Linked DNA regions of Mus musculus: region 1 is linked to region 2. The links are chromatin loops, found by intact Hi-C in ENCODE. Cell type or tissue: heart. All regions are shown on one strand. Each heading gives the region's core, and the rest is flanking DNA. Links, peaks and the distances in the headings are about the cores only. Region 1 holds the start of Prxl2c (peroxiredoxin like 2C). Region 2 holds the start of Gm36445 (predicted gene, 36445).

Region 1 (8,330 bases), core at 164-8,163, 930 kb before region 2:
CAAGAGGGCGCAAAAGAGCGCATTAGGACAGAAATAGACCCCCGTGGGTCTCAGCAGCCCCAGAGGATGAAGGAGGGGCCACCCACCCACAGCTCACCCCCACTGCATCGGCCGCTGTTGCTCACTCGGGAAACTTACTCGGAGGACGCTCTTGGGGATTTTGGCCAGATCTTCGACATATTCTTTACAGACGTAACACAAGAAATGCTGAAAGGCAACCATGCAGAAGAGCACGTCAACAAGGTAGCAGCCAGGTTCCAGAAGGTCCGGGCGGTCGGTTCCAGGCGAGGTGCTGCACCCGCCGCGGCCCAGGATCTGGGCGGCCAACGAGAGGCACTTCCCCTCCCGCCCTACCCGTGCTCACCCTCACAAACACCACCACGGCTCGCCGCTCTCGGAACAGCGCTCCGAACGTCACCCGTCTCCCAGACGCGTCCAGCACGGGCAGCTCCGCTACGGCGGCCGCTAGCGGCTGCCCGCGCTCTGTGACCGAGCCAGCCGGGCTCGGGACCCGGCCTGCGCAGCCGCTGACCTGCCGCGTCACCGGCGCGGCCATCGCGGAGGAGGGCGACCGCTCAGGTCAGCCACCGACCGCGGGGGGCGGGGTTAAGGGGGAGGGGCGGGGCTGAGACTGGAAAGGCGGGGTCACGAGGGTGAGGAGGGGACTGGAGGCGGGGCCACGCGGGGCCGACCCTTCGGAGGCGTGGCCACAAGGGACGCTACGGAGCTACAGAAGGAAAACACTCCAAACCGTTCTTCCAGTTTGAATACCAAGGGAGGGGACAGTGCTATGGGAGGTGCGGCTGAGGCACTCCCTCTTTCTACTGCCTACAACACTTTCCAATAAAAATCATATTCTTTACAGTCGTAACACAGGAAATGCTGAAGAAGGACTGGAAAGATAGATCAGGGGTTAACAGCCCTGGCTTATCTGGTAGAGAACCAGGGGGTTCAGTTTCCAGCATCCACATAGCAGCTCACAACTCTAGTCTCAGGGTATCTGATACTCTGGCACCCACAGTAGGCACTGTTCAGAGTGCCTACTGCTCTGAAAGAGGACCCAAGTTAGATTCTCAGTTCCCACATCAAATGTTCATAACTGCCTGTAACTCTTGACACTTTCTTGGGGATTCTGCAGGCATCTGCACTCACACAGAAAGAGTGACAGAGGAATGGAGAGAGAGAGACAGAGGAGGAGTGGGTGGGGAGGAAGAAATTAAAAATAACAGTTCATTAAAATTTTTAGATTAATAGCTGAGGCTGTGGTGGTGCACGCTTTAATTCCAGCACTTGGGAGGCAGAAGCAGGCAGATGGCTGAATTCGAAGCCAGCCTGGTCTACAAGACAGGTCTAGGACAGCCAGGACTACACAGAGAAACCCTGTCTCAAAAAAAAAAAAAATAACAAATAAAACTTAAATTACATTTTATTTATTTTGTGTGTGTGTGTGTTGTCTCTTTGTGGGTATATACAAGTTCCTCTTGTGTGTGGAAGTCGAAGGACTTTTGGAAGTTGGCTCTCTGCTTCCATCGTGTGGATCCCAAATATTGAACTCATGGCAAGTGCATTTATCTACAGTGCCATCTCCCAGGCCCAGCACCTGGCATTTGTAATCACCGCCTTACATTTCCCATTCTGTATTCCCTTTTCCCAGAGAAGCCACTTCAGCTGGTTGTGGGTCTTTACCCGATACAGTGACCAAACTCATTTCCATTGTCTTTAAACATTCTATGGGACAGCCTGTTTTCCAGACACTTCCTTAGTCCCCTGTTCTCCTCAGTAATCAGGACCAGTCATTGTAGGCAGAGCAGTAAGTCCCTTCTATGCCTGTTTCTTCAAAGGAGACCACAGAAACAAATAAAGCACGCACAAAGAGTGCATACAAGAAAGAATTCCTAACACAGTTAAGGCTTCTATCCTGTAGGTGGGTTCTATTTGAGTCAACCTTTGATCTCGGTAACAAATTTTGCATTTTTACTTCAGTCAGCTCTGTATTCCTCTGTCTAAGAATTTGTATTGTACTTACTGTATGTGCGCATGTGGGCACATTGTGACACTACCTGTGTAGAGATCAGAGGACAACTTGTGGGAGTCAGTTCTGTCCTTCCATCACGTGGGGCACAAGAGATTGCATCCAGGTTGTCAGGCTTGGCAGTAGGTAAGCAGAGCTATGTCCTGACCCAGTTTCTTTCTAATAAACAAAGCACTTTAACTGTAGAATGTAGGGATAATCTCATGTACTCTGTGGAAGTATCACTTGTCAATAAAAAGCTGAGGCATGATTAGAAGATGGGACATCTGACAGAGAGAGAGGAACTCTGGGGAAGAGTTAAGTGTAAGAGATTCACTACGTGGACTCGGAGGAAGTCAGACGTATAAAGCTGAGGAGAGGTAACGAGCCAGGTGACAGACATAGGATAATATAAACTGGATAACTGAGCTATGAGCTTAAGGCCTAGGCATTTAAAAATAAATGATAATCATCTGAGCTGTTATTCTGGAACTAGGGTTCGGGTGGAAAAGAACACAGTAATAGTAGAAACTGTCTGGACTCTGGGTGCTGTCCTTGTTGCACTAACTCTGAAGGAGACATTGACCTGTGTGTTGTTCTCTATAACCCCAAATCATGAAGTCTTCCCAAAGATAGCTGACATGTTAGGACAAAACAAAATCACAACTTACTGTTCAGAAGTCAGATAAAATATTATATGGGTTTATGTGAATTAATCCAGCATGGTGGAAAATGTGATGGATCAGAATTTGTTGGGGGTGTTTTCATGCACTGTGTATTCATGTGCACTTGATTCATGTGCACTGTGATTCATGTGCATTGTACTCATGTGCACTGTGTATTCATGTGCTGATTTCTGTACCCAGAGATCTGACTGCAGTCTAGACTTTGGAATGACTCAGTATTTTGTAAAACATTGTTCTCTATCAACTCCTGATTGGTTAAATAAAGAGCTGACTAGCCTATAGCTGGGAAGGAGAGAGAGAGGATAAGGTGGGATTTCTGTGCCTGGACAAAGAGAGAGAGGGGGTCTCAGGTAGAAGGTGGAGAGTTCTATCAGGACATGAATGAAGACAGAGAATTGGAGTAAGATGGCAGGTAACAGGCTATGTGGCTCAGAAGTAGGTCAGGCCAGCATAGTCAGGTTAGAATAGCTTGAAATCTGCCCAAGTTAGTGCCTGAAGATTTTCCTAAATATGCCACGTCTCTGTGTCATTACTCCAAACAAAGGAGGGCATAAAAAACTGTACTTTTGCAAGAATTCTTGTTCTGTTTCACATACCAGAGTGGCTCACTTAATGAAAAGATAGCAGTCAACATGGTATGAAGAACCAGCTTTTTACACACAACTGCCAGGTGCAATATTTTACAAAGAGGCTGGCGAGATGTCTGAGCTGATAAAGACCCAAATGGGAGGAGAAAACCAACTTCCAGAAGTTGTCCTCTGACCTTTACACATGTGTGTGAGAATAGAATGTTTTACAGAGAACTTTGTTGGTGTTACTAGAGATAAGGCCACTAGAGGGCACTGTTTACATATAAGTGGAAAACTTATAACCGCACATTTATTTGTTTGGTTACATTTTGGTGGGACCAGGGTAGCTCCTCTACTGCTTTGCACCCATTCAAACGAGTTCCTTTCTACATTTCTGGTATCCAGATAGGCCAGAGATCCCTAGAATTTATGGACTCTAGTCTTGTCACCCCTGACATCATTTCCTGTTTTCCTTGAAGCTGACCTCTGACCATACTGAAATCCTGCACTTGCCTAATTTCACCTGCTTGCTCCTCCTCAGAGCCTTTGACACATGGCCTCTCTTCTGGGAAGGTACTGACCAGGTGCTGATGTCATTCTCCTTAAGTCTTGGTTCAGTTATTCCTCAGTGAATAACTGTATAATTTACTAATGCATTTCTTTCTTTCTTCCTTCCTTTCTTTCTTTCTTTCTTCTTCCTTTCTTCCTTCTTTCTTTCTTCCTTTCTTTCTTTCTTTCTTTCTTTCTTTCTTTCTTTCTTTCTTTCTTTCTTTCTTTCTTTCTTTCTTTCTTTCTTTCTTTCTTTCTTTCTTTCTTTCTTTCTTTCTCTCTCTCTCTCTCTTTTTTCTAGACAGGGTTTCTCTGTATAGCCCTGGCTGTCCTGGAACTCACCCTGTAGACCAGGCTCGCCTCCAACTCAGAAATTCACCTGCCTCTGCCTCCCAAGTACTGGGATTAAAGGCGTGTGCCACCACTGCCCAACTGCATTTCACTTTTTAAAAATTTTTTAAATATTCATTTTATTTATATGAGTACACTCTAGCTATCTTCAGACACACCAGAAGAGGGTATCCAATCCCATTACAAATGGTTGTGAGCCACCATGTGGTTGCTAGGAATTGAACTCAGGACCTCTGGAAGAGTCAGTCAGTGCTCTTTACCACTGAGCCATCTCTTCAGCTCTTACCATTTCTGTCTCCGGTAAAATATGACACCTTTCTGAGGGGATCTATTTCAGTCACTGCTCTGCCTTCCACTGCACCTAAAATACAAGTTGGTACATAATGGGCATCACTGGGCTCTTGTTAAACAAATGGCAAGACAAACCAATACCACATTCCACCCTTTCCACTTAGGAATCGAGGTTAGAGATTGTGTTGGGACAATGAATCACAAGGGACAAAGTGATCTACAGAACAGACTTGATATCCATGTTTTACTTTATTTGCTATGTGTGTGCACATGTGAAGTCAATCCTGGGTGTTATTTCCCAGGAGTGATCTACCTTGTTTTTCGAAACAAGGTTTCTCTCTCTCTCTCTCTTTCTGAGATCTGGAACTCACCAGGAAGGCTACATTGGCCAGCTAGCAAGCCCCAAGCACTGAGATTATATGTACCTATCTTCTTAGGAAGGTTCTAGGGATTAAACTCGAGTCTTCATGCTAGTATGGCAAGCTCTTTATCAACTGAACTATCTCCCAAACTCCTGAAAGAAAATTTTATAAAGAATATATTCTCAGGGCTGAGAGATGCCTCAGTGGTTAAGAGCACATTGACTGCTCTTCCAGAGGTCCTGAGTTCAATTCCCAGCAACCACTTGGTGGCTCACAACTATCTGTAATTGGATCTGATGTGTGTATGAAGCCAGCTACAGTGTACTTTTTTATATAAAATAATTCTTTTTTTTTTTTAATTTGGTTTTTCGAGACAGGGTTTCTCTGTATAGCCCTGGCTGTCCTGGAACTCACTTTGTAGACCAGGCTGGCCTCGAACTCAGAAATCCGCCTGCCTCTGCCTCCCGAGTGCTGGGATTAAAGGCATGCGCCACCACATCCGGCTAAATAATTCTTTTTTTAAAAAAATATATTCTCTAGGGGCTGGAGATACAGCTCAATTGATAAAGTGGTATTACATAAGACCAGGTGTGGTGGTGCATATCTGTAATCCCAACACTTGAAAGCAGGAGGATCCTTCCTGAATTATAGGCCAGAAAGTTCAAGGCAGATTGGGACTATACACAAAAATGCTATCATCTCCAGCCACCAAACCAAAATAAAAACAGAATCTGCATAGCTTTAAACTTTTTAATATTTGATTTTTTAAGGTTTATTATTTATATGAGTACACCATAGATGTCATCAGATACACCAGAAGACCGTGTCAGATCCCATTATAGATGGTTGTGAGCCACCATGTGGTTTCTGGGAATTGAACTCAGGACCTCTGGAAGAGCAGTCAGTGCTCTTAACCTCTGAGCCATCTCTCCAGCCCCCAACTGTTTTGTTTGTTTGTTTTTTGTTTTGTTTGTTTTGTTTTGTTTTGAGATAGAGTCTCTCTTTGTAGTACTGGCCATCCTTGTCTACTTGCTATGTAGACCAGGCTGGCTTTGAACTCAGACATCCATCTGCCTTCATGCTGGGATTAAAAACATGCACCATTATGCCTGGTTCAAGATTTATTTGTGTATAAGGTTTTGTTTGTTTGTTTGTTTGTTTGTTTGTTTTTGCCTGTGTGTGTATGTCTGTGCGCTACATGCATGGCTGGTGCCCTTGGAGGTCAAACGCGGGTATCATATGCTCTGGAACTGGAGTTATGGAGTTGTGAGCCACCATGTGAGAGCTAGAAGTTGAATTCTAGCTCTTTTCAAGAACAAGTGCTCTTCACCGCTGAGCCATCGCTCTAGTCCCAAGGATAATTTTTTAAATTAATTAATCACTTTGTGCAGAGGGTCAGAGTATGTACCATGTCATTCACATGGAGGGTTGCTGTCCTTCTTCAGGAGAGTCTCAAGGGCTGAACTGGCAAGTGCTTTAGCCCACTGAGCCATTTCCCTAATCCCTGTGTAGCTTTCAACAGGTTAAAAGAGTGGTTTCCACTTGGCTCACTTCTCAAGAGAAATCTTCTTCCAGTTGAGGGTTCATTAACACCCTGTGGTGTGGGGAGCAGCCAAGTGGAGGAGGCACCTTGCCAGATGGCTGAGCAAGCTTCCGGAAGGCCGGCCTCTGGCTTTGCTCTAGTCTCTAAGTACATTTAGACCAGCAATTATCAACTTGTGGGAAGTAACCCTTTGGGGGCAAAATGACCCTTTCACAGGGGTCACCTAAGATCACTGAAGAACATAGACATTTATAGTACAATTCAAAACGGTAGCAAAATTAGTTATGAAGTAGCAATGAAAAAAGTTTTATGGTTGGGGGTCACCACAGATGGGGAACTGTACTAAAGGGTGGCAACATTAGGAAGGGTGAGAAGCACTGCTTTAGACCCTCAGGCTTGGAGCCAAGGGAATGTAAGACAGAGAGAAACCATTTCTTCTCTGTTCCCTCTCTGACCCACTGAGACCAATCTAATGTTAAGCAGGCAGGGAGGACTTTACATTGTAATGTGTAAGGTTACATATTTGTTTACTTTTTTGCATAGGTATGGATATGTATGCCCCTGTCACAGTGCATGTGTGAAGGTCAAGATGACAACTGGGGGGAGTCTTTGTCTCCTTCCACCATCTGGCAATTGGGCATTTTACTCAGTCGTTGAGTTTGCATAGTAGGCCTTCACCGGCAAAGCCATCTTGTCAGCTCGCATATAAATTCTTACACTACATTCGTATGTGAAAGCCACACTATCTTGCATTGGCCTAAAGCATTCATCTGAATGCTTCCGTGTTCCCCAGGAAACCCTGCCCAATCCCCACAATCCAAATCTAGGCGCTCACTACCTCTGCAAAGGCTGGACATGTTACTTGGGTGCTTGGATCCAAAACAATCATAAACATTTTAGTTCCTGTCCAACCCAGAATATCCATGTTAGTGCTAATGGCCATTCGGTTCCCTCTAGGTACAGGGATTTGGTTTGGTTTGGTTTTTTGAGAAAGGGTCTCTTTGTGTAACAGAGACCTGGCTGTCCTGGACTCAATTTGTAGATCAGGCTGGCCGCAAACTCAGAGAGATCCACTTGCCTCTGCCTTCTAAGTGCTGGAATTGAAGGTTTGCGTCACCACACCCAGCTGAAATTTGTATTTTTAAAGAAGCTGTGGTTGGCTATAAGAAAGTGCTATGAGCCTGAGAAAGAAGTACTTCTAGACAAATTACTTCACCAAAAGTATAGAAACCCCAGACAAGCAGACTGCTTATCACTCAACTAAAAAAAAAAAATCAACAAAATCTATTTCTTATATTTTAGGTTCATCCAAAGTCCTGAATCTGTTGGCACCTTCTATTTCATTATATCAAAAAGTTCTCTGTAGGGCTAGAGAGATGGCTCAGCACTTAAGAGCACTGACTGCTCTTCCAGAGGTCTAGAGTTCAATTCCCAGCAACCACATGGTGGCTCACAACCATCTGTAATGGGATAGGATGCCCTCTTCTGGTGAGTCTGAAGACAGCCACAGTATACTCAAAATAGTTCTTTTTAAAGGCTATCTGTAGGCTTAGATTTTTCAAACTCTACTTTACTAAGGGTTGTTAAATGGTTTAACCTCCCTTCTAGCCCACCAGAGGTAGTGGAAAAGTTAACTGGGCAAAGAAGGATGTGGAGCTGTTTAGAAATAGTTCTTTGGGGGCAAATCCAGTCTCTGTGGTCAGGATACCAGCAGCTCAGCTCACATGAGTCAGAATCAGCAGCTCTATCCAGGAGAGACGGAAAGGCTCCTGCCAATCAGCCTGAGCCCACACAGAAGTGGCAAGAAGTCACTGGAAATTCTTTGGTACATTTCTCTTTACAAAGTCACAGCAAACGACGATCAGCAAGGAAGGCCAGGTGAGCCAGTGCCTGTGCAGCATCATCCGCTGTCTGCTGGGCTATATTTATAGCCTTCCCAAACGTTACCTGCCCTTCCAAGCATCTGCC
Region 2 (8,330 bases), core at 201-8,200:
AGGTTGGTTCTGGCCCTGTGGTCAGAAGAATGTTAATTAGCCTCTCTCTCCCTTCTGTAGGGGCAAGTGTTCCATGACCTTCCCAAAGTTCCTGAGCTGTCAGCTGCAAACCCCTTCAGCTCCTTGGATCCTTTCTATAGCTCCTCCAATGGGGACTTCTATGCTCAGTCCAATGGATGGCTGTGAGCATCCACTTCTGTATTTGCCAGGCACTGGCAAAGCCTATCAGGAGACAGCTATATCAGGCTCCTGTCAGCAAGCACTTGGTTGGCATTGTAACTTTTTGCCTTGGTTTTCGGATTTTTCTTGAGTCTTCCTGGAAGGAGTTGACTCTTTAGTTGGAACTTGGAATCCTGGTACAGTGGGACCCCTGCCGAATTGTAACCACAGGGGCTTGGAAAATGTTCCAGAGCCTGGTATAGGGGACAGTGTGCCCCTGATATTAATTGCTGGGAAGGTTAGCCATCCCCCTCCCTCAGCTCCGTAATCACACTGTTTCTGTGCCTCAGCTCCTGCCCGCCCCACCTACCTCCTACTCAATTCTGAGCCAGATCCGGGCAAGCACTGGTGGAAGGGTGGGGAAGGTGTGGTGGTGACTGACTGGAACCGGGTCCTGCCCTCTGTCACAGTGATTGACAGGCGTGGTGACTGACAGGAGCCTGGTCCTGCCCTCTGTCACTGTGACTGACAGGGTTGAGTGACGAGAGCCAGGCCCCTGCCTCTGTTTCAGTGACTAAGATTTCCTGAGGGCGTGGGGAGGCTCAGCCAGCATCTTCACAGTGTGCAGGTGCTACTCAGCACCGTGCAACTCACCCAATGCGCATGCCAACTGGAAGATCGCACTATGTAGTTGCCTCAGTAGCATGGAAAACCCAGTGCGCATGTGTCCCGGTCCCCTCAGCGAGTGGGCACTAGTGCGCATGTCCAACCGCCTGGTTGTGGGACTGGCCTTTGAGTTTGGAAGTGCGCATGCGTACAAGTCTCTTCGTTTCCCCCTCAATCCCACCATCGCGAGCTCCTCGGGAGACTGCGAGGGCGACCTCGCGGCTACTCCCCTGGACTGGTGAGCCCGCTAGGGGTTGTTATGTGACGAAGCAAGTCCGTGCTGTCACCGGCCACCCAAGTCTCACGGTGGGCCTGCCCTCTTGTTTTTGTTGTTTCTGCTGCAGCTCCTGACAGTACCCTCACACGCCCTGTTCATCTGCGCGACCGCCTTGTTTTGGATGAAGCCAGTGACGCCATCACTGCTGGCCCGCATTCTTGACGGGGGCTGCCGAGACTGTTTCGAAACTTGACAGCAGCCACCTTGTTCACTCCTTGGCCCGGGTCCGTCAGCACCGCCTCTTTGTTGTCTTCCCGCCTGGTGACGCAATCGCTGCGCGCCCGCTTTTAGTACCCTGTGAACTGATCCCCTTTAGCCGAAAGCAACGCCGCCTGGTTATAGTCTCAGCCCTGTAAGTTATCGCTCAGCGTGGCCGTTTTGTTTTGGTCGCGGGGTTGTGACGCCATCACGCCGCGCCGGAATAGATCACTAGTACCAGAGCGCGGTTTTTAAGCCTCAGATCTTAGCGGTTGTTCCGGGGTCCGTGTGTTCGTCTGTGTGTCTGTGTGTCCGCGGACGTGTCCCGGGTCTTCGGGCCAGTCTGTTGGCCCATCCCGCACCTCCGTCGCCGCCATGCCGCCTGGGAAGCCGCTGCAGCCTCGGCTGCAGATTAAGATGTACCAGCTGTTCCTGTGCTGGATCCGCGATCCCAATACACACCGCGCTCTGCCGGACCGGCTGCGGCGCATCCAGGACGCGACCCCCGACCCTGCGACCTCTGACTCGATCACCCGTGACCCCGTAATACCCCACCCTGCGAGCCCCGACCCCAAGACCCTTGACCTCTCTAACCGTGAACCACTCGTGACTCCGAGTCTCCCGACCCCGCCACCCACGATGCCGCAACACCCCACCACTCGACCTCTGACCCTGCCCACGCGCTGTCCCTTGGCGCCCCCGCCTGCGCCCGACCAGCACGAGGCCGGAGGAGGACGACGACGACAACAGGACCTAGAGAGGTGAGTGACAATGTGGAAGCCTAGACGGGGGGGGGCGGGGGGTTGTGACGTCACAGGAGGACATCTGAGGTCATGGGAATCCCTAGCCGGTGGGTGGGGGAGGGACCAGGACGTGGAGTGGCCGAGGCTGTGAGAGGAGGAAGATAGGCGTATACCGGTACAGTCGGGGTCACAAGGCAATATAGATGTTGGGGTCACAGGTTAGGAGTTCACGTATGTTATCGGGGTCAAGTGTGAGGGCAGCTCCAAATAACAGGTCAAGGGTCACGTGGGATGTCAGAGGTTACCTCAGTGGACAGGGAGCACCGCGCCATCCCAGAGACACTCTGTGACCCCCCACTCCCACCCCGCCGAACTCGGACCCCCGCCCGGGCACGCGTGACCGTTCCTTGGGTGGTGACTGGAATGACCCTGCAGTGCTGTAGGCGCTGGTGGAGCTGGCCTGGGGTTGCAACTTCGTTTTTCTGTCCTGGTTCCGCAGGACTTCGGGCAGGCGCGGGGGTGGGTAGGGCGGAATCACGGGTGTCCCAGGGCTGTTTCGTGAATGCCACGTGTGGGCTCCGTGTCCCCGTTAGGGACCTGAGTGGCGATGGTTAGGGGGCGTGGCCACGGCGGACAGTGTGACCTCACAGGGTCACTGCCAGGAAGGAAGGGGGAGAGAGGTGCACCAACCCTGATAGCTGTGTTCCAACCAGCACACCTGAGAGTGACTCTAAAGAGACCTGAGGGGTCAAAAGCCTGGTCTTCGGGGTCATCTCTGAGCAGCTGCTTTGGCCTGAGTCTAAAAATGTTCCGGCTAATCTCCTTGCCAGGGGTGGGGGCTGGGGCGGGGCCGAAGCTGCTGCGGGGCAGGATGGGGCGGGGGTGAGAGTGACCAGAGGGGTCAAGAGTGGCCTGAATCTCTGCCTGTGACCCTGGCACCCCCTGCCCCTGCCCCATCCTTTGATGCTGCAGTTGTGCCTTTCCACTGTCCTCTCCATCCTGCTCCCTGCAGGTCCAGGCCTGCAGGGAGGAGCACCCCCCTCCTCTGCAGCATCCCTGCCTTGTATTTCTCCCCCTCCTCGCAGCCCCCTCTTCCCCCAGGGCACCCCCTCAACCCCCAGGCCCTGGCTGTTTATGATATCATCGCAAAAGGCTGACTGTAAAGATGAGTCATTGTTGTTCTTTGTGTCAGTGGCTTGTCTGTCAAATTTTTCTCTGTGTGTTTTGGTTTTTGGATTTTTCTTGAGTATTTGTGGAGGGAGATGACCAAAGCGAATGTGGAACACCACTGCAATGATACTCTGGAGAGTCATAGCCACAAAGGGCTTGGAAGATGTTCCAGAGTCTGGTATAGGGGACGGTGTGCCCGTGGTAGTAATTGCTCGGAAGGTTAGAGCAAATTTACAGCTGCCATCCTATCTATCTTCATTTTCTACTCTGTGCAAATGGAGGAATCTGCTGGGTGGCCTTTACCTCCCCCTTGTGGCTGTCTTTTATGTGTGTGACACTACTATTCTGTGACTGAGAGGAAGAGACTTTCCATCCCAATCAATTTAGTTACTCACCTTGGAGTTAAATCCTTACCAAGAGGACCAGGACCTACACTGCCCATGACGGAAAGCTCTTCAAGACAGCATCCAGGGCAAAATCAAGCTCTCCCTACCCTGTTTTACAGGTTGGAAAGGACAAAGACCTCATTTATCCCCCATGTGATTGACTCTGTTCCCAGGCCATATGTGACTCTGTAGTTTTGAACTTGGAGCTGTCAGTAGATAGAAAGTTCTTCATCCATTCCAACAAAGTTACCATATCTTCCTTAGACCAGCAGTCTTATTTCAAGGTCTGTTGGGCAATCTGCTCCTCTGTTTACCTTCCTGCTGTTTTAGCCATCTCTTTAGTTTCACTGGCCTAGGAACCCAGGGTTAAAGACAGCTCACCCCAGGGCAGCACAGGCTCTGAACTCCCCATTTCAGTGTATCCTTCCTTGCTCTGAGCTAGCTGCATTTCCCATTTTGTCCTGACTCAGCCCCAACTCCAACTCCCTCTTGTGGTGTCAGGACCTCCTGTAATGGTTAGCTCAGGTTTTGGGCTTTTACAAGTTCCTCATTTATTACTGTCTCTGTGTTATAATTGTCTTAAATTTTCAACATTTCAGAGCTACAGTCATTTGAAGGAGCCTTATAATTGAGGGTGTGCGCTCAGCAGAATGCCTGCTTTCTGTATCTATGAGAGAGAGTGTTGATGATTGATATGGGAAGGCTCTTCTACTGAGGGTGTCAATATTCCTATGCAAGTGGGTCTGGGCTAGATGAAGCTAGGTGGGAATGTGACAGTGACCAAGCAAGAAAGCAAGCCAGGAAACAGTGTTTGTCCTTCGTTTTTCGTTTTTTTCCCCTTCATTCTCTGCCTTTAGTTTCTATTTTAACTTTCCAGAATGATGGACTGTGATCTGACAGAACCATGTACAACAACCATTTATTACCTGAGATGATTTTACTCAGGATTCAATCACAGCAGCAGAGTAGCAAGTTAGAACATTAACAACCCAAAAAAATGGTATCAAAATGAGATTTTGTTGTTAGAATCTATGTTCTCTTTTGAAGGAGTGTGGAAAGTATCAGAAAATGAGATGGCAAAAGTCATAGAAAGCTGTACATGGAGCTTAATTGGTTGCTCTCATAGGACCTGGAAGATTGGAGTGTTGACAGTATTGCAGCCAGAGGAAGTTCAGGTTATAGTATGTCAGTGGAAAATAGACTTTGTGAGAAATTTAGCTAGAGGTCATTTGTGTGATATTTTGGCCAAAAATCTTTCCTACTCAGCTTTTTCCCTGAAATACTGAATAGGGCAAAAATCTAAAAATTATGTACTAATTTGTATATTTTTATTCTATTTACATGTATTTCTTCACTTTTCCCATTTATTTATTTATTCAATTTACATTCTAATCGCTATCCCCTCCCCATTCCATATTACACAGTCCCTCATACCTGACTCCTTTTTATCTTCCCAGGGAGGGTGGGAACCACTTGAGTATCCCTCAACCTTGGCATGTCAAATCTGCAGGTTAGGCACATCCTCTCCTACTGAGGTCAAACAAGGCAGCCAAGTTAGGGGAATAGTTTGGACAAACAGGCAACAGCTTAAGGGTCATCCCCCACTCCAATTGTTGGGGGACCCTCGTGAAGACTGAGTAGCACATAAACTACATATATGGTGGGGGCCTCAGTCCATCCTTTGTATGTGGCCTTCAAATATTGCCTTGAGTGTCAGAAGAGACTTTAGACATTGAACAGTGCAGGGTCTCCTACACACTATGAGGATCACTGTAGACTGAATGCATTTTCATCACAGGATGAACATGAGCCTATAGTGTCCAGGGTCTAAATGCAGTTGATTTTTTAAAAAAAAAGTTCTAGATAAGATGGAACTTGTGGAAGTTCTTGTAGGAGGAGCCTTTCCAGATTCGTTTTGGGGAGATGATAGTGTGTATGAGTTAAAAATAAAATTGCTTTCTTGCTTTTTTGTTTGTTTCTCTAATAAGTTATATATTCATTATAACCCTGATCACTGTCCCAACTCTAGGTCCCTTGCCCTCACAGAGTCCCTCCTCCCAATCTCCTCTGTTTCCCCTTTTAGAGGTGTGGGCCCATAAGTATCCCCACACTGTGGTATGTCACGTCTCTGGTAGATGAAGTGCATCCTCTCCCACTGAGGCCAGACATGGCAGCTCAGTGAGGGAACAGATTCCAAAGATAGGCAGCAGCTTTAAGGACAGCCTCTGCTCCAGTTGTTGGAGGACCCTCATGAAGAATGTACATCTGCTACTAATGTGCCAGGGGCCTTAGTCCAACCTGTGTATGCTGTTTGATTGGTGGTTCAGACTCTGAGTGTCCACACAGGTCCAGGAGAGTTGAGTCAGTTGGTCTTACTGTGGAGTTCCTATCTTCTTTAGGGCCTTCAATCCTTCCCCCAACTCTTCCATAAGAGTCTCCAAGATCTATTCAGTGTTTGATTGTGGTTCTCTGCATCTGTTTCAGTCAGCTACTGGGTTGAGCCTCTCAATAGACAGTTATGCAAGACTCCTGTGTGGAATATCACTAATTCTGTCATGGATTGGTGCTAGCCCATGGGAAGGGTCCCTAGTTGGGCGAGTTTTCATTGGCCATTCCCTCTGTCTTTGATCCGTCTTTGCCCCTGCATTTCTTTTAGACAGGACAGAGTTTTGTGTGTGTGTGTGTCTACTGTGTTGTGGATTAGTTTAATCCTTTGGCTTTCTTCTCATGCTCCCATATATTCACCATTTGAACTCTGTCCCTATATCACATAAGATACACAAGAGGTATTCACAAAAGTATAAACATTTGGGGCTGAAGAGTTTACTCAGTGGTTAAGGGTACTGACTGATCTTCCAGAGGTCCTGAGTTCAATTCCCAGCAACCACATAGTGGCTCGCAGCCATCTGTAATGGAATCTGATGCCCTCCTCTTGTGTGTCTGAAGACTCACCTACAGAAAATAAATAAATCTTTAAAAGTATAAACATTTGCGATTTAATGATAAGCTATTTTGGAAGCCTCGTTGTTTTATATTTTTACTTTATTCTTTTGTTTTTGTTTTTTTAAGACAAAATTTCTCTGTGGAGCCCTTTCTGTCCTGATAGTAGGTATAGAAACCATATAAGCTACCTGATATATTTTTGTCGAATAAGTATATGTTTTTGTGTAGCTCTTAATCCACATCTTTAATTTTAAAATTTGGCCACTTATATAGATGATACAATATTTCTCAGGATGGCATATGCTCATGTTCATACATCAGTACTACCTGAGGTTTCAGAGTCATTGGACTCTAGGTGTGTGACATTCTGCCTAACTCTTGTGTTTGTTCTGAAATTTTTAAATAGAAGCATTTTGCCTGTGTGCATGAATATGAATATCATGTGTGTATTCATCTTTAGTGTTTTTGGAAGACGGCCTCATAACTCCTGATCTTTTTTGTTTGTTTGTTTGGTTGGTTGGTTTGGTTTTTTTGGGGGTTTTTTGGGGGTTTTTTTTTTTTTTTGGTTTTTGGTTTTTTTTTGAGACAGGGTTTCTCTGTTGTAGCCCTGGCTGTCCTGGAACTCACTCTGTAGACCAGGCTGGCCTTGAACTCAGAAATCCTCCTGCCTCTGCCTCCCAAATGCTGGGATTAAAGGCGTACACCACCACGCCCGGCATAACTCCTGATCTTGAAGTAACAGTTTGTTGTTGGTCTCCACATAAATGCTAGAAATTGACCACCATTATGTGGAAGACCAGCAAGAGCTTTTCACTGTTGAGCTATTTCTCCGGCCCTATGTTGCTTATTTATGATCAACATTTATATTACTAGTATTTTCATCTCTCCATTTGTAACTGTTTAAACCTTATTTAAGTTCTTTTTTTAATTTCTCCTATTCAAAAGGTGCAAAAGCAACACAGGTGAACACTATATTTCAAGTTCCTTCTAAAATGACAGGATGATTAGATTATAACTCCTGTGTGAAGAAATCAGTGGAGGAAGCACCAGAAATATATGGATATATTGTGGAGGAAGTGTACATTTACTTTACAGTGATGTCAGTATCATGCTTTGTGTTGTACACATTTATGGGATATTTTAGGATTCAGTGACTTATGATGATGTGCATGTGAACTTCACTAAAGAAGAGTGGGATTTGCTGGATCCTTCCCAGATGAATCTCTACAAAGACGTGATGCTGGAGACCTACTGGAACCTCATTGCTATAGGTAGGACTGTGAATTTTCTCTTGCTTTTCAAAATAAGAGAACAAATGTTTCTTGGTTATTGATGAACTTCTGCCCTTTCAATTGAAAACAAGGAAGATTGATGTGAATAAATCAGGTTCATTGCTATGAGAATTCACAGGAACTTGAATTTTGTCTAATTTCCAATAGTCTCTCATTCGTTTTTTTGGTACTGTGTTTTAGGCTACAATTGGGAAGATCATCATATTGAAGAACAATGTCAAAGTTCTAAAAGTCATGAAAGGTAATTTTCTTTTTTGGGGGGGGTGGGGGGTTGTTTTTGGTTTGGTTTTTGGTTTTTGGTTTTTTGAGACAGGGTTTCTCTGTGTAGCCCTGGCTGTCCTGGAACTTACTTTGTACACTAGGCTGGCCTCAAACTCAGAAATCCGCCTGTCTCTGCCTCCCAAGTGCTGGGATTAAAGGCATGTGCCACCACCGCTCGGCATGAAAGGTAATTTTCATGTGCAAGCTGATACAACTATGCCTCTGAGGAAATTTT

Evidence for each region. Peaks named below come from ENCODE experiments on the same cell type or tissue, not always from the same donor. Only the 100,000 strongest peaks of a DNase experiment are listed, where the experiment ranks them.
Region 1: a loop joins it to region 2, with 2.9 times the contacts of the local background. A loop is called at or near these places in 6 of 42 quality-filtered maps.

Annotation. Positions count from the first base shown.
Region 1 is chr13:64,312,129-64,320,458 of GRCm38, forward strand. It overlaps Prxl2c (peroxiredoxin like 2C), which reads right to left and starts at 582. Exons shown (of 6, transcript NM_025370.3): 1 at 365-582; 2 at 139-207. The coding sequence starts at 556. Gm31128 (a long non-coding RNA gene) reads right to left here. Exons shown (of 3, transcript XR_382570.2): 3 at 4,422-4,527. In heart, for the core only: CTCF peaks have their summits at 710, 3,533 (motif pointing right) and 7,847 (motif pointing left); DNase peaks (open chromatin) are centred at 583 and 6,463; H3K4me3 peaks cover 991 bases; H3K27ac peaks cover 1,217 bases.
Region 2 is chr13:65,239,955-65,248,284 of GRCm38, forward strand. Gm36445 (predicted gene, 36445) reads left to right here and starts at 1,561. Exons shown (of 4, transcript NR_165655.1): 1 at 1,561-2,218; 2 at 7,687-7,813; 3 at 8,015-8,075. In heart, for the core only: a CTCF peak has its summit at 3,523 (motif pointing left); DNase peaks (open chromatin) are centred at 927, 1,347 and 1,967; H3K4me3 peaks cover 2,932 bases; H3K27ac peaks cover 2,404 bases.